Linked DNA regions of Homo sapiens: all the other regions are linked to region 1. Evidence: read pairs that join two places in POLR2A ChIA-PET (ENCODE). Cell type or tissue: MCF 10A. All regions are shown on one strand. Links, peaks and the distances in the headings refer to the core of each region. The heading gives the core; the rest is flanking DNA.

Evidence for each region. ChIA-PET counts read pairs that join two places held together with the same protein. Peaks named below come from ENCODE experiments on the same cell type or tissue, not always from the same donor. Only the 100,000 strongest peaks of a DNase experiment are listed, where the experiment ranks them.
Region 2: POLR2A ChIA-PET joins it to region 1 with 15 read pairs; 6 of 35 experiments call an interaction of 5 or more read pairs at or near these places.
Region 3: POLR2A ChIA-PET joins it to region 1 with 12 read pairs; 3 of 35 experiments call an interaction of 5 or more read pairs at or near these places.

Annotation. Positions count from the first base shown.
Region 1 is chr1:24,291,619-24,297,604 of GRCh38, reverse strand. No RefSeq gene overlaps it. Among named protein-coding and RNA genes, the nearest start is that of GRHL3, 25 kb to the left of the region's middle. In MCF 10A, for the core only: a CTCF peak has its summit at 2,694; DNase peaks (open chromatin) are centred at 2,564 and 3,104.
Region 2 is chr1:24,234,058-24,240,043 of GRCh38, reverse strand. No RefSeq gene overlaps it. Among named protein-coding and RNA genes, the nearest start is that of LINC02800, 37 kb to the right of the region's middle. In MCF 10A, for the core only: no CTCF peak of the experiment used is centred there; DNase peaks (open chromatin) are centred at 3,063 and 3,633.
Region 3 is chr1:24,378,911-24,384,896 of GRCh38, reverse strand. It overlaps STPG1 (sperm tail PG-rich repeat containing 1), which reads left to right. Exons shown (of 9, transcript NM_001199013.2): 4 at 894-995; 5 at 5,074-5,244. Among named protein-coding and RNA genes, the nearest start is that of STPG1, 32 kb to the left of the region's middle. RefSeq lists an enhancer at 328-377. In MCF 10A, for the core only: no CTCF peak of the experiment used is centred there; DNase peaks (open chromatin) are centred at 2,666 and 4,816.

The sequences.
Region 1 (5,986 bases), core at 692-5,691:
GGCTATTTCTCCCATCACATAAGCAACTACTGTCTGGGGTTTCAAAATCCTTTTTCAGGCTTCATCACTAAAAAGTGTTTTACTCCCAAATGACCTGTTGTCATCCTCCTGATCTTCTAGAGCTTTTTTTTTTTTAAATAAACCCCTCCCCTTGCTCAAGGTGAGGTGATGCCAAGACTGTCTAGGCTTAGCTTCAGGCTTCCAGCTGAGGAAGCTGAAGAGATTCAGTAGCAGAAGCCTCATAAAGAGAGGCTTCCCCCAGGGCCCTGCTTGTTCCTGGCTCCTGCTGAGGAGCAGACATAGACCAGACAGGCTGGGACATAGGGCTGGTTCCATACTCAAAATCCTGGTTGCCTTAACCTGGGTTTAAACAGCACATTTTGATAAACAGCCCCGCTCTGAGAACTGTACAGTGTTGCTAAACCCAGCCTCTCAGGGTAAAGCAAGGCAAGGGGAAAACAAACATTTTATGGCTGTGGAAAGACAGCCACTCCGGCCCCGTGCCCTTCTGTGACAGCTCTCATTACAGGAGAAGCTAGATCTAGAGGGAAAAAAGGGCCACACAGTCAAATACAAATATGGTGAACAATGATTTCTCTTTATTGTTTTGAAACAGAGTCTCGCCCTGTCACTCAGGCTGGAGTGCAGTGGCGCGATCTCATTCACTGCAACCTCCGCCTCTGGGGTTCAAACGACTCTCCTGCCTCAGCCTCCCGAGTAGCTGGGATTACAGGCGCCCACCACCAGGCCCCGGCTAATTTTTGTATATTTAGTAGAGACGGAGTTTCACCATGTTGGCCACGCTGGTCTCGAACTCCTGACCTCAGGTGATCCACCCACCTTGGCCTCCTAAAGTGCTGGGATTACAGGTGTGAGCCACGGCACCCAGCCTAATGATTTCTCTTTAGCTTCAACTCCCTGGGCTTTCTGGACGGTAGGGCTGAATTGAAGAAGGCATAAAAGCAGAAATTAGCCACTGACCTTGAGATATTTTTGTCTGAATCTGGGAGACAATTTTAAGCTAAGCTGGGGTTGGATTTACCAGAAATATCCAGGGGTTTACTTTTATTATTTATTTCAAATGTAATATATGTTTGTGGGAGAAAATTTTCAGAATTACCAAAGGCAATAAATAACTAAAAATTTAAAAACATTACTCCACCATTCAATGCTGATATTTTAAAACCTTCCAACCTATTCTTTCCATAGTAGATTTTTTTTCACAAAAATGGAATCACAGACAAGATATTATGTTTTATAAGCTTGCTTTTTTCTTTTTTTTGAGATGGAGTCTCGCACTGTCACCCAGGCTGGAGTGCAGTGGCGCGATCTCAGCTCACTGCAACCTCTGCCTCGTGGGTTCAAGCGATTCTCCTGCCTCAGCCTCCCGAGTAGCTGGGATTACAGGAACCCACCACCACGCCAGCTAATTTTTTTTATTTCTAGTAGAGACGGGGTTTTACCATGTTGGCCAGGCTGATCTCGAACTCCTGACCTCATGATTCACCCGGCTCGGCCTTCCAAAGTGCTGGGATTACAGGCGTGAGCCACCGCGCCCAGCCTAAGCTTGCTTTTTTCCAAAAAATGTATCAATAGATTTTGTTGTTATTAATGAATGTATCAATAGTTCTTAAGCCCACTGGGCAAATTATTAAGACTCTGTAACTAGAAATGATTCCCCCGCAGCATCCTGAGAGATGAACATGATTCCGCACAGTGACTTCAGGGTGGCTTATTAAGGGGATAAACTCCTCCACCTCTTCTTGTTAAGCATGTCTGTTCGACAGTCCAAGCCCAAGATGAAAGGCAAGTGGCATGGCTGAATCAGCACTTTGGTCCCACCATGCCTGCCACCTGTTTTATTAAGCGTGCCAGTGTGTCAAGTGCTGAGGAATGAAAAGAAGGGTGTTGTTGTCAACCGTGACTTTATCCCCTCACTCCAGGCCTTCCCTCAGCCACCTCAGCTGGAGAGGCCTTGAGGCTGAGGAAAAAGTGCCTTCCAGGAAAGCAACTGCACACATTTACCTCAGAAAATAGGAAGCCCCCAAGAGCAGTGAATGAAACATTACTTTGCTGTCTTTGGAGGCCAATTTCCAGGTCTCTCCATTTTAAAATGAATGCAGATACAAAATCTCCTCAGTCCCCTGTAGCCGCGTGTGTCGTGTTTGTCCCCTTGGGACAGAAAATGGTGAGCTTATGTCCTGTGGTGAGCAAGAGCCCCCCTTGACCTGAAGTAGCTTCCATCCGTCCCTCAGCCTCCCCCTTTTCCTTTCCAGTAAAGAAACCCAGTTGCCTGGTACAGTGTCAGACTTTGCAAGGCTGTTAACGACCTATAAAAGTCCAAAGACAGACTACTCCAGAAGGAGGAATCACTGACTAAGGAAATCCTGAATGCCCTAAGCCTGCTCATTAACAAGAGGCGAATAATAACAGCCAAAGTGGAGAAGCTCATAAATTACCCAAGGAAGCCCAACGAAGTTGGGGGGTGGGGCCTGACCAATGGAATCCAGGGTTCACTTCTGGGGTTAATGGAATCCTGGCTGGTCCCTGGGATTGCCCAAGGCCAGGCGTGGTGTTTCCTTCCTGCCTTGCTGGGAGAGGTGTGGAAGTTTGAGGGAGGTGATTATTGCAGAGTCACCAGCAAATCAGGGCGATACTTGCTCTGGGCCACAGAGGGAAGTGGGTCACGCACTGGAGAGTATTAGAACTCCAAGCTTTGTCTTGGCGATGTGCTCCCAGATAAGTAAACAACATCCCTCCCTTTCCCTCCCCCTACTGGGCATCTTCCACTCCCAGTCATTTATCACAGGCTGAAGAAAACACATTATTAAAAAGAAAAAGGAAAGGCGGGGAGGAAGACCTAGGACTTCTCAAACCCCTTTCCTTCCAAGAGCTCCAGGCTCCATGCTATGATCACTATGAGCTTCCCGGACGGGCTTCCACACCCCCAGCAAACTGGGGGATGAGTTTAATTTGCTTTCCATTAAAGCTCCTGCTACTTACTAAAGATTTCACAACGTAATGGCTCAGTATAAGCAAAATGGAAGCCCCAGGCATGACTCAGCCCACCTTTTCATGACTCAGGATCTGGAAGAAATTGGAGAATGTATGATCAAATCTCGCCTGTGGCACATCCAGTACGAAGAGGTTTCCCAATGCCCTGATGTTTGTGTCTGTGTAGACGGTGATTTCATCACTCCACCAATAAAGCCTAACAGTACCAACAACAGCAAAAGAATATGGTAGCTGACCCTTATGGAGCCTTATCCATCCCAGGCATTAATAGACACACACGTTTCCTCCTCCGGCCCTCATGCTAAACTCAAGAGGAAACCTAGGCTCAGAGAGGTGACGTGACTGCCCAGATCGCACAGGGTGAGAGCCATGGCCAAACTCGGGGCCCAGTTCCCTAACTGTAGGACTACAACCACATTTTGGTGCCATATTTGATACAAACTCAGGTAGAGGTTAAGATCACGGGCCAAAGAGCCAGAAAGTCCTTGGAGACTGTCTTGGCCGCATACTTTAGGGTGAGTCACTTTGCCTTCCTGAGTCTCACCTGTAAGATGGGGGAAATAATACCGTTTGTGAGGATTAAATGAGATTCTTCACATAAAACGCTTAGCACACTTGTAATAAGTTGTCTGTAACTGTAGGTTGCCATGGACTGGGAGTGCCGGCTTCTGGGGGCACCCAGGTGGGAGGGTTTGGGGAGGGCCCCAGCAGGGCCCTTAGAGGAGCCGCAGAAAGCAGCGTTTGCCATTTCCACAATTTCGATGAAACCCATAATTATAACCCCTCCTGCCACCCCTGGCCCTGGGGCAGTGATAGAATCTTGCTGCTTTCGGGGTCAGGCCTAATCACCACATGGATGGGCAGGCACAGGGTGCTGTGGGAGATGGGTGGGGGACAGGTGGGAGAGGGCACTTGTGTCTGAGTCAGGCAGCAGGACACACCCAGAACTGCACCGTGGCGCACCCACCCAAATGCAGAAGCTGCTGCGGCCCCTTTCACAGGAGATCGCAGAGTGAGATTGCAAGGCCTAGAATTTCTGCCCAGGTTTTTTTCCCTCCTCCCACCCTAGGAGCACATATGTAACATGCTGAATTTGAGCCAAAGTCATATTAAATAACAGCTCCTCTGAATTGAGTTCTTACCGTATACCAGGCCCTAGGCTGGACACGTTTTATTTATATTCTAATTTAATCCTCACAACAGCCCCATGGGATGGTATCAGTTGGGTACACATATGTAGCAGTTACTATGTGCCAGGCACTGTTTTAAGCATTTCACGTCTATGACTATCCACGCCTATGAGGGGAGTACTATTATTTCTCCCTTTTTACAGCTGGAGAAACCAAGGCACATAGAGTGAAGTAATCTGCTCAAGGTCACAGGGCTAGAAAATGAGGGAGCCAGGTCTCAAAGCAGGGCAACTGGACCTGTGCACACACTTAACTTCTACATTACAAGCCTTCTCTACCCCACGAGCTACTGTTATTATCCCCATTTGGCAGATGAGCAAACTGAGGCTCAGAGACCAGAGCCAGGATCTGGCGCCAAGACCCATGCTCAAATCGTTATACCAGACTGGCCTACACTCTGACTGCAGTGCGTCTTTTTTTTTCTTTTTTTTTTTTTTTTTTTTTGAGATGAAGTCTCGCTCTGTCGCCCAAGCTGGAGTGCAGTGGCGCAATCTTGGCTCGCTGCAATCTCCGCCTCCCGGGTTCAAGCAATTCTCCTGCCTCAGCCTCCCGAGTAGCTGGGACTGCAGGTGCGCACCACCATGCTGGACTAATTTTTTTGTATTTTCAGTAGAGACAGCGTTTCATTATGTTGGCCAGGCTAGTCTCAAACTCCTGATCTCATGATCTGCCCGCCTTAGCCTCCCAAAGTGCTGGGATTACAGGCATCAGCCACCGCGCCCGGCCAGTGGGTCTTTTTTCAGTAGGACATGAATGATGTGATTTAAGGAAAAGAGAGGGGCAGAGAGCCCCAGTGCCTAGAAATAACCACAGCCAGTAGCCCTTACACCTGTAAGTGTTACTTTTCTTCTCATTTTATGTATGAAAAAAATTAAGTCCAGAGAGGTGAGGTCCCTGTCCTGCCAGGGAGCAACCGGGCTGAGGCTTGAACCCCTGACTCCTGAGCCAAAGCCCCAGTGTGTCTCTTCTTCCAGGCAAGGTGTCTGAAATTCCACTCTAAGAAATTCATTATTTGGGTCCTGAAAGTGTTTGGCCTTCAAATCATTTAAAAAGAATTTGTTGAGCAGCGACCTTATTCCAGATGTTGTGCTGAGTCAGGGGTTTTCACACTGTGTTTGAGGCCTAGAAGCTCTGAGACAGCGTCCCTGGTGGGTCTGAGATGCTCACACAGGTGGGGCTGCCCCCAGTCCCCTTCCCCATTCTGCCAAGAACTGCTTTCTTATATCTGTTTTATTTTGAGATACGTATAGATTTTGCTTTTGAAGAGAGAGTTCCACAACTAAACATGCTTTAAAATCACTGTATTTGGTCCTGGGGACGTAGAGGTGGTCTGTCATGTCCCAGCTTCAAAGAGCCACCTGGGACAGACAGGAAAACTCATTGCAGTACAGCTTAGCAAACCCCCAGGCAGGTGTGAAGTGCGGAGACAACGCAAAAGAAGAAGTGATTTAGCTCTGGGGCAAAGGAGGGAGAAGGCTTTCTAGAGGAAGGGACATTGAACTGAACTTGAAAAGACTCTGGATTCTCTGAGCAGCCGAGGTAGAGAGAGCATTCCAGGTGGAAGGAACAGCATGGCCAAGGCACAGAGGTGTAGTGGGAAGTGTATTGAGGGAACCTGAAGGAATCCTGGAATGGAAGGTGTGGGACACCAGCACATCGTCATCAGCTAGTGGCTGAAAGTGGAGTAGGTCACTTTTAACCATGCTTTTACGGTTAGTGTACTTATGCCGGGTCCTATGCTGGGCAGCGGGGACAAGGATATGAGCTAGACAGAGCTCCTT
Region 2 (5,986 bases), core at 634-5,633, 58 kb after region 1:
CATTTGATATGTTACAATGGGCATATATTTTAATCATCATCATCATTGTTAATATTATTTTGTAATTAACAAAACAGGGAATATAGGTGTTCCTTGTATTGTTCATGTTACTTTTCTGTAAGTTTGGAATTACATAAATTTAAAAACTTAAACATTTTAAAACAAAACAAAGTAAAAATAGTTTACTTTTTCAAGAAATTAAATACTAAACCCGTACAGATCCCTTTCGAAACTGCTAACTAAGCTGAAATGACCCACACAAAAATATTCAGATTAAAAAAAGGAAGGTCTGGGCTTTGGATGTGACCCTCCTCTTCAGTCCAGGGGAATCCAAGGCCCCTCTTCATCTGATAATTCATGAAGCATGGAGAGTGTTAAACTGTGGTCATGACTCCTATGCAGAGGCTAGAGAGAATCTGTGGCCTCCTGACATCTTAGGAAGATGTTTCTCTGTGCATCTTTTGTGCGTCTTCGGCTCTTGTCCGATTCTCAGAGGGTCTGTGACCTAAAAGAGGCTAAAGTCCAGAACTTTGCTTTATCTTTAAATTCTGTCATTTGCAGATATGATTTCAGTAAGTCAGCCTACAAACTGAAAACTTTAACAGCCAGGACAAACACGATGATTTTTATTCATTATACTATATTCATTATACTAAAATTCACTGTAAAAATGAGAAAATCCTATAAAGCCAGAATATCTGCAATTATAATTTTTTATTTTCTGTTTTTGTTCATTTCTACTTTTTTCTTTTTTTTGAGACAGAGTCGTGCTCTGTCACCAGGCTGGAGTGCAGTGACACGATCTCAGCTCACTACAACCTCCGCCTCCCGCGTTCAAGTAATTCTCCTGCCTCAGCCTCCCAACGCATCCACCACCATGCCCAGCTGATTTTTGTATTTTTAGTAGAGACGGGGTTTCACCATGTTGGCCAGGATGGTCTCAATCTCTTGACCTTGGGATCCATCCACTTCAGCCTCCCAAAGTGCTGGCATTACAGGAGTGAGCCACCGTGTCCAGTCCATTTCTACTTTCTAAATATACTACAGTGAACACGTATTATCTTGGCAATAATAAAATTCTATGAATACATTTATTAGTATAAATATAAACATGTATATTGAACGATGCATAGACAAAAGCCTAAAAGAAATCACACCCAAGATACTCACCATGTTTATGCATGAGTGATGGGGTTGTAGGTTTTTAAACTTTCTTCTTTGGGTTTACTAGGAGTTCCTACATTTTCTTTATTGCTTTTGGAATAGGGGAGAAATTATTCTGAAGCAATACGAAATCACTCCCCTCAGCTGGGTGTGGTGGCTCATGCCTGTAATCCCAGCACTTTGGGAGGCCAAGGTGGGCGGATCACTTGAGGTCAGGCGTTGGAGACCAGCCTGGCCAACATGGTGAAAACCCGTCTCTACTAAAAATACAAAAGATTAGCTGGGCGTGGTGGTGGGTGTCTGGAATCCCAGCTACTTGGGAGGCTGAGACAAGAGAATTGCTTGAACCCAGGAGGCGGAGATTACAGTGAGCCGAGATGGCGCCATTGCACTCTAGCCTGGGTAACAAGAACGAAACTCCAACTCAAAAAAAAAAAGAAATTATCAGTTCCCTCCTGTTGATCATTTAAGATCTCTTTTTTCTAGCCCCCCGCCACCCCACAACTGGCACCCTTTCCTGCAACGCCTCTCACTCCACATTCGTAGCCTTGTTTGGAGAAAGCGGGGACAAAGAAGGCTCACCCAGCCATGCTGGGGATGAGTTTCTTTTGGGGCTCAGCCCCTGAGTCACATGAGAAACCCTTAAGCACAAACTCCAGACATCTCACTCTCTCTCCCACCGCTGCATTCTCATGGGAGAGTTCAAAGGTTGAAAGGGCAATCTAAGAGTTGGAGTAGCTGAGGCTCAGACAGGCTGAAGGAAAGAGGCTTTCTCAGATTCAGGGATTTTTCTAGATTCAGGGATTTTTCTAGCACAAGAGGAGCAGGGTAGAAATTGGGAGGCTGGGCTCTGACGTCAGGCTGCCTGAGTTCTAATTCCAATTCTCCTGAAGTATTGGAGTTCCAATACCAGCTGTGTGACTTCAGGCTAGTTCCTTAACCTCTCTGAGCCTCGGTTTCCTCATCTGCAAAATGGGGTAGTGATAGTACCAAGAAGGAGGTTGTGTGATATGAAGACATATCAGTAAAGCATCCCATAAAATGTGAAATCATGAACACTCTCCCTCAGTAAATGAATGATTTATCGAAACCTGCATAATTTCATAGCAGGCAGACCAAGAAAATTGTAATCTCTTCACACCATAGCTATAGGGTTGCACCACTTTGGCAGGTGAACAAACACACGAACCACCTTTGTCGATATTAGTCTCGAAGTACGTGAGGTTGAAATGATATAAGGTCTTTAGTGAAAGGGCTTTCATATTTTAAGAAATTCATCCTCCCAGGATAGTAAAATTCCAATGACATACTTTATGTGCAGCACCTAGGTTAGTGCCCGGCAAGAGTGCTTCATGTGCAAATATCTACTCAAAAAGATGACTTGGCTTCCTGCCCCTGGGGCCTGGCAGCCACCCTGAGACCCCATCCAACACTGCTGTCCCCACCTTTCCTACAGGGGAAGGGGCTGCTGGTATTCTCCTGGCGAGGGTCCCATCTGGTTCTCGCCCCAGAAACAGAAGGTAAATAGGGGCTGGGGGCTTGCAACAGAAATCCTGGAACTCCTCCTGGGCTAGGAAGTAGTGTCCCAGCAACAAGTCAAAAGTGGGAGCAAGGGCATGTGGTATGTGACCCCAAGATGCTCCTCTTCCCCCTGGCTTGGGGGTCCCTACTTGTCAGTAGTTTATACATCACCTCCTCCAGGAAGCCACCCTAGCTTCCCTCTCCCCATCCTACAACCAGAGCCTCTTCTGGCTTCCTCACACTCTGCTTACCCCATCACAGCACTTGGCACAATCGATTCCAATAGCGTGTCCGCTTGCTCAATGCTACACTCCCCGTGCCTCCCACCTGGTAGACCGAGAGCTTTGAGGAGGACAGGGAGTGTGTTTTATTGTCTGTATCTCTGGCATCTAGCACAGGGCTCAGAGTGGGCCCTCCATAATCAGGTATGTGAGTAAGTGCCTGAGCACATGAGTACATGAGTAATTTGGCACAACTTGTAGGGCAGAGGTTAAGAATCTGGGCTTCAGAGCCAAACAAACCTTGATCAAATCCCAGCTCCGCATCTCCCTGGCATGGAACTTGGACGAGTTCTTTCCTCCCTGGGCCGTGTCGTCCTCATGGGTAAAGTGGAAATAATAACAGTTCCCAAAGCACCAGTTATTGTGAGGGTTAAAGGCAGCAGTCACAACAAAGAATGAGCTCAGAGCCTGCATGCGTTCCATAAATGCAAGTATTCCATAAATGCCCTCTGTGCTGCTGTCTCCCCAGCTCCTAGAAGTGTGGCGGCTGGAAGCCTCCATCCCCTCCACCCTAGGAATGTGAAGGGCCCGCCTCGGTGGCAGTGTAGGGTCGGGGGAAAGCTGGTGGGCTTCCTGACCTGGATCCACTGCTCCTTTCAGAGACAAGGGTTGAGACACTGGCCTCAGCCTGGCTCACCCTTCCTGGGCCTCAAAGGCTGGGGCTCCCCCTCTCCTTGTCAAAATTAGCCTATCACATCCTGTGAAACTCAGGTGGGTGACTCAGAGACAGGCGGGCCACCTCGATTGCTGTTCCCAGGGCTGGGCTCATGGGCAAGGCGAGGCGTGGGCCCTCCACACACACCCACACCCCACAGGGACCCCGGGCCAGCAGCGAGCACCCCTTCCTCCCTCTCAGAAGCAGCCAGGGAAGCCCACCTCCCCTGACTTTTTCTCCTCTTTTCTTTTCTTCCCACTCGTCCAGCCTCTTGTTTTCTGCCCCCAAGGTGAAACGTGAGATCTGTCATTAGAAATTACCATGACTGACTGTCTAGCAGCTGACAGCATTGAGGAGAAGGGAGGAGTGGGGTCTGCGGGGCTGGCTCAGTGGGTTTTTCCCCAGTCCCTCTCCCGACTGCCCTCCCAGGATGGCAGAGCCAGATGTGTTCACATCCAAAACACACTAATTGTTTCTGGAAATCATCTGGGAAGATCTTCCTACAGCTGCAGTTCTCAAAAGGTGGTCTGTGGACCCTTGGGCATCCCGAAGTGCCTTTGAATCTTTCACCTTTTACCAAAGACCCTTGGAGGGGGGCCACAAGATCAAAACCATTATAATCATCCTGAGATGATGTCTTTATCACTCTCATTCACTCACAAATATTTAATGGAGTTTTCCGGGAGCTCTGTGACATGTGACATTGCAACAGATTGAATGCAGAAGTAGATACAATAATCCTGCGTGGTGGCTCACACCTGTAATCCCAGCACTTTGGGAGGCTGAGGCAGGCAGATCACTGGAAGCCAGGAGCTCGATACCAGCCTGGCCAACATGGCGAAACCCCATCTCTACTAAAAATAGAAAAAAATTAGCCAGAGATCGTGGCACATGCCTATAATCCCAGCAATGCAGGAAGCTGAGGCATGAGAATGGCTTGAACCCGGGAGGCAGAGGTTGCAGTGAGCCGAGATTGTGCCACTGCACTCCAGCCTGGGTGACAGAGTGAGACTCTGGTTAAAAAAAAAGAAAAAAAGAAAAAAGAAAAAAAAAGAATCCAGCTGTCTCCTGTGAAGCCAATCATTAAAGAGACCTGCAAAAATACAAAACGATGCCACTCCTTTAATTGGTTTTAATTTGGAAAATTGTGTCATTTCTTATAAAACTATGTTTTGTGTTAACATGTGATGAATTTATTATCCTCGCTTTAAATCAGTTTCTCAACCTTGGCACTATTGACATTTGGGCCAGATAATTCTGTTTATTGGGGGGTGCATCTGTGTATGGTAGGATGCATCTCGGATGCTGAGCAGCATCTCTGGCCTCACTACACACTAGACGCCGGTAGCATGCCCCATCTCCAGCTGTAACAAACAAAAATGGCTTCCAGCCTCGTCAAGTGTCCCCTGGGAGATAAAACTATCCCTGGTTGAGAACTACTACTTTAAATAAATGAATTACTACTTTCAATAAATGAACTAATTAATTAATTAAAATTTCCCAGTTTCAATTTCTAGTATGACAATTAGCAATAAATATAACAAAACTTTCAATGACTTTTATCTTCTTTTTTTTTTTTTTTTTTTGAGATAGGGTCTCACTCTGTTACCCAGGCTGGAGTGCAGTGGCCTGATCACAGTTCACAGCAGCCTCAACTTCCTGGACTCAAGCAATCCTCCCACCTCAGCCTCCTGAGTAGCTGGAGTCCCAGCTACTTGCCACCATGCCCGGCTAATTTTTTAATTTTTTATAGAGATGAGGTCTCACTATATTGCCCAGACTGATCTCAGACTCCTGGGCTCAAGTGATTCTCCCGCCTCAGCCTCCCAAATTGCTGGGATTGCAGGTGTGAGCCACTGTGCCTGGTCACTCAGTGACTTTTAAGAGTGTAAAGTGGTCCAGAGACTAAGAATTTTAGAAACCTCTGCCTTAAACCACACACAAGGCATCATGGGTTTGCAGATGAGGACAAAGGACTGGCAGCTCCGACGTTTTTCACTGGCGTGTTCCTGCAGAGGAGAGCACTCCTCACTGTATAACTGTGGGAGGTGTGAGTCAGCCTCCCACAGAGGGGATTCTTTTTGTCCTTTTAAATAACATTTCTTTTGCTTTTTCAAATAACAAAACAAAATCAGCACATAGGGTGGCAAACATACGAAAACACAAGGGGGTGAGAAAGAATCTCCAATGATTCCACCCAAGAAATAACTACACTTCACATTTTGGTGTTTTGTCTTAATAGTTAAGGAACTGAGTGACATGGTTTGGATCTGGTCCCAAATTGCATGCAAATTGTAATTCCCAGTGTTGGAGGTGGGGCCTGGTGGGAGGTGATCAATCATGGGGGTGATTTCTCATGAATGGC
Region 3 (5,986 bases), core at 592-5,591, 87 kb before region 1:
CCACTTACAGCAGCGGGACCTTGGGCAAATTCATCTCCACGTGCCTTAGTGTCTCCATTTATCAACGGGGGACAGTAATCCCTTCATCACTGGCTGATGGTGAAAATGAGACCAACTTTGAAAAGCTTCTGACACCAAGCAGGTACCCAGGAACCTCTTGCCACAGTGGAGCATCCTTAGCATTTCACACCACTCAGCCAACTTCTGTCAACATTTACTTCCCCCTGGTAACTAGCATGGGAAATGCAATGAAAGCCCGATGAGCTCCCGCAGCAGAAATGAACTTGGAAGTGACCTCTCACTTATTCCTCTCTCACATGCCTGCATCATTCAGCACTTGAGCCTCAAGAGCTTGCCTCTTTTTGTCTGAGAGTTAGAAATGGCCTGGTTTGGGTTGAAGGTTGTTTTTGTTTCATTTTGCTTTATAAACAGAAACACTCCCTGGTTTCTCTTCTGAAAGGCTGAGGAGGAAGCTGAGTCAGGTGGGGTGGGGTGAACATGAAATCGCTCACCCTTCCCTTGCCGTGGGTCTGGCTTACCCAATCACTGCACACTGACTTGCACATCAGCCGCATTCAGTGTCCCACTTTAGGCCCATTTCTCTAATGACTTGAAAAAACAACTGTGTTCTTTTGGAATGCGGCAGGGCATAGTGGAAAGAGCAAGGGCTTTGGGAGTCTAGCCTGGCTTGGAATTCCAGCCCCACCACTTGGTAACTGAGACGAAGATCGGGCAAGTCAGGAAATGGTGGAGCTAGGCTGTCACCCACCAAGTGGTGGTAGCGCCTGTGCTGTGGGATTACAGTAAGGCTTAGTGTTAATGGATGTAAAGCCTGTGGAAAAGCACAATGGAATTGAAGTATCTCGATGACACCACCTTCTCTTCCCTTTCAGAATGATATCCCAGGACCTGGGTTCTACAATGTTATTCACCAGTCACCGGTGTCCAACAGTGTCTCATTGTCCAAGAAAGGAACTTGCATGTTTCCCTCAATGGTGAGAACCACTTCTCTTGAGTAAAGCATTAACTGGTCAGTAATTTCCTTCATTCATTGCATAATTATATATTGGACATCTGGTCCTTTCTCTCCAAAGGCCTATGGTTCTAATTAGGAGAGTAACTGCCTCCTCAAATTTCATGCAAGTAAATTGGACCCTGTGTCTCTAAGTAACTTTTTCCCATCTCTACCCACTGCCAGGGTGGGAAGAGAAGCCAGAGGAATCTTGAGAACTTGATCCTTCCAAACCAATTTTGTTATCACTGAGTGCACTAAGCAAGTATTTTCCTGAGATGTTTAGGCATGCCAGGAAATAGTTACTCTTACACATCTTGGTGTAATATGATTTTTACAATGCTTAATCTAATTGGTTGTCAAACTATTGAGAAATCTGATAGGACTAAAAAGAAAGCCGGCAGTGGGCCTGAAAAGTACTGGCCCCACCCCTTTCCTTCTCTTCGTAAGATATGGGACTTAATTTTTGTTGAGGGCTGTAACAATCAAGTAGCTATATGAATTGCCAATGACCCTGACCAGAGTTGGGCAAAGATAGGCTTCTTAAAAATGTTTATACATTGTCAAGAAAAATAGATACAGCAAAATAGATAAATGGTCAAGAAAAACAGATACAGCAAGGGGAAAGATACAAACTAGGGTAAGGCTACCTGAGGAAGAAAAGTGAAAAGTGGACAGGCACGGTGGCTCATGCCTATAATGCCAGCATTTCGGAAGGCCAATGCGGGAAGATCACTTAAGCCCAGGAGTTCAAGACCAGCTCGGGCAACATAGTGAGACCCCATCTCTACAAAATAATTTAAAAATTAGCCAGGAGTGGTGATGTGTGTCGATAGTCCCAGCTACTCGGGAGGCTGAGGTGGGAGGATCACTTGAGCCCAGGAGGTTGAGGCTGCAGTGAACTATGATTTCACCATCACACTCCAGCCTGGGTGACAGAGGCAGACTCTGTCCAAAAAAAAAAAAAGTGAAAAGAAAGCAAGCCCAGACTCTAACATTAAATTAACAAACATATGCCATCTTGTCCCTTTAAAAGTTATAATAATTTCTTGCACAGATGTATTATGATGCCTGACATTGGAATTGATTTTTTTTTTTAACCACACAAAGGGACCATTTAAGACACACTAAATGTAGCTACATCTTATTGGAATTCGAATTTGGCAGAATCGGATACTCAAGGAACAGACCAGCTTTGGAGTTAACTCCCCATTACCGAAGAAGCTGAGTTTGTACATGGCCTCAGTAGGTCCACAGAACAGCCATGCCTCTACCTATTTTTCTGCCACCAGCTCTGCTAGGAAAGAAGCTCAAAAGAAGTGCCGTCTCATGAAGTCCTGGTGTAGAAGACAAGACTTCAGACCTGATCCTGCCTCAGCTGTGGATTCTTGACGTGACCTCAAGCACGTCACCCTTCTGTGTCCCAGTTGCCTCATGAAAGTGGAGACTCCCTGGAGGCACTGGGCAAATTAACGTTGCAATGAGTGAAATGCTCTTTGAAACAGCAAAGCATTATAAACATGCTAAATATTATGATTGTTACCACCTGAGTCACAAACAATACTTCCTGCAACACCTAGGTTTTCTCTCCGAGAACTTCTTTGCTAAATAATGGCACTGCCCATTCCTTCTTGGTGCCAACAAAGAGACTGAATCAGAGGACACGATTGGTTGTCTACAAGGCTTTGCGTGCGGTAACTTTCCAAATGAAAAGCCTGACTATCTGGAGGAGAAGGGGCCCAAGGCAAGAGCTGAGTGTTACAGAACCTAGCCACGCCTTTCAGGCCTTTAAAAAATTCAGAACCAAACCCTAAAGAAGGCAGACTTTGAGCTGCTCAGGCTTCCCCCTCTCCTCCCTTTCACAAATATGGGAATTTGTATTTATAGTTATGTTACACTCAGGTATAAGCACTTAAGGTCCTGTACCTGGGGATGGGTGCCTGAAGTGGTCGATGGCGATCTATTAGGAGATCTCTGCGTTTTACCTCATTCCCGTGTGAACTGGATGAGAATTTCATATCCCCCACCCCACCGCCTCTTTCAGTAACTTTCACCTTTAGCACCTCCTCCGCTTCTGCATCCCAAGACTTAGAGGGAATTAAAAGTAGCTCTCATCAGAGAAAGATCAGAATGACCAGTAGGAATGTGATTATGGGTGAGGCTGACCAAAAAACTCTGTGGGTCTATAAATTTTAGAAACTTCCTCATGACTGTTGAAACAACTACACCCAACCTTTTGAGAGACCTGTCATCTCTCTAAGTCTGAATGATATAAAGAGCTTTATTAGTATATTCCAAATCTTTGCTCCAGAATCTTCCACAGGACTGACTAGGAGAAGTGTATGAGGCAGGTGGGTGGAGAGTTTGATGGCCTCTCTGTATTTGCATGCTGGCAGGAGTGGCTCTAGAAAAGTTAGTAGGTGCTGGAGAGAAGTTCATAAATGCCGGCATTTGGCCAGATTGGAGGCCACAGGCCTGGCAAGTAAACCAAGGGGTGTGTAGTGTTGGTGAGTGAGTGTTACTGTAGCCACATTCTGAGACTAATTCTATTACGATACTTTATAAAACATTGCCTCTACTGGGACTTTTTTGGGAAGAAGTTTTTTCATTTTCAAAATGTAAGTTGTAGGTGTTCTAAACCAAAAAAGAGTCTATGATTGAATGGGCTTGCTGTTATCCCAGAGCCATGTCGCTCAACCCTTTCCCCTTTAGAATGGGCTCTCTGATCCATGTCATGTAGTGGAGGCTGACTGCTTGGGTAGGAATGCTGGTCCTCCGCCTGAATTAGCTGGGGAAGTTCAGCTTCCTCATCTGTAAAGTAGAGATAATCATAAGATCCACTGCTCAGGGTTGTCCTGAGGATTCAACACAAAAACCCACCAAAGGTATTGGTTAACTCTTGGCCAGAATGAAAAAGATGAAGCACGTTCAAAGCTGGGGTGACCTTACTTCTAGGAGCATCAGCAAATCCTTACACACTGCATGTAGCCACTTCTTATTAGAATTCGAGTTTGGCAGAGTTGGATACTCAAGGAACAGATCAGCGTTGGAGTTAACTTCCCATTACTGAAGAGGCTGGGGTTGAGCTGGGGCTTGAACCCAGGTTAGGCTCTGAACAACTTAGGCTCTGGACAAGAACACTCCCGCTTCTGGTGCTACACCCCCCCAAATGCTAGTGGGGGTCCATAAACCAGACGCTGAGGACCGTCACCACCAAGCACAGAGTGAAGTAGGGGGGCCCTAATGCCTTCCTTTTGGCTCACCCACTTTCTGTGTTTGTGTAGTTATTGATTCCTATCAAGTGAGAAAATCCAGGGCAATGTTCTCAAGCTTTTGACCATTAAATAGTGGGAAATTTTTTGTTTTATCAGACTCCAATACTTGCCATGCTATCTTAGGGGAAAGTGATGTTATCACTGAGTTTCTGTGACTTTTGTCCCTGTTCTTTTGACAAACATTGATTCTGTTTGTTTTTTAACTGAAGATAATTTATCGTGGCTTCCTGAAAGGGTGGGATTGGTTCTGTTAAACCGTGAAAATACTGTAGGATTTGATGAAAACAGTAATTTGGTGGAGGGTAGGAGGCACAGATGGACAACAAGCCCCCTGGAGCTTTGTTTGAAGCAAACTCGTTGCTTAGGCAGTTCAGATCATTTAACCTTAGAAACAAGATGTGAGATTTTACTCAGAAGAAAAGCCTAGGCTGAGAAGAGCATCTAAAGCTTCCTATCACATAAATTACCCAACAGCTGATGAGTCAAGGGTAAGTGGCCTGGAACAGGATTGGGTGGAAATGCATTTATGGCAAAATCATTTTTGCCAAGTCCCAAACAGAAGATGAATAATTTGAGTTAGTTTACAGAAGCGAGTACAGGTCTGAACTTGCGTTTTCCAAGGGAAGATCCTCAAAGCCTGAGGTCAGTTTATCATTGTTACTGCCAGAGTTTCGCCTTTTATAAAATGCATTTAGACCTTGTGCTGGTCACCATCTTTTTGACATCTGTCCTTCAGATCCACAATATTATGTGACAATGCTGATTCCTTTGGTTGTCTCCTTACAGTGCGCCCGATTGGACACCATCATTTCTAAATACCCTGCAGCGAATGCATACACTATCCCATCGGATTTTATTTCCAAGAGAGACTTTAGTAATTCGTGTTCCAGCATGTTCCAGTTGCCAAGCTTTATGAAAGCTCTCAAGTTTGAAACTCCTGCACCAAACTATTACAATGTAAGAACTCTGCCTATGCTTGCTAAATACAGATCGAATTAATGGTTTACTAAAATAAAAGGAAGAGGGGATCTTGGGGACATCGTATTTTAATGCAGTTGTCAAGCCAGTTAGCATTTGTTGACTACCCAATGGGTGCCTAAGGCTGTACAAGACTCTTACAGGGAATTTGCAGACCCCAGAGATCAGGATGGGCAACATGGAGGCCAGTATCAAGCTGTGGGGAGGCCACTGCCCTGAGAAACACATATTCTAATTACTCTTGTCCTGTAACCTTTCTGGGACGTAGTTTTCTCATCTGTAACAATGGGTGTATTATTTACCACTTTGTCTGCAGCCACTAATGATTTACTTTTTAGGTTCTTCTAGGGAAAATAAACTTTCATATCAGAAAATAGGTGTTTTAACAGTCGTGCCCTGCTGTGCCAATTATGATCGCTTTGTATTCACTGACGCAGAATGGCATGGATGGTTAAGAGATGGACTCAGGAAGGTTTGGTTTAGCTCTCATCTGTTGCCACTTTCTAACTGTGCGGCCTTCGGCAAGTCCCTTAACCTTTCCAGGGCTTAGTTTACTGATCTGTAAAATGGTGATGTATGTTCACCTCATCGTGTTAATGCAAATATTAAATGAGATAATGTATGCTTCATGCCCAGGACAGCACCAGTCACACAAGGACCACACAATACATGGAGATTGGTAGGGCTGTCTTTGTTAGTACATGAAGGGTATTTACTTACC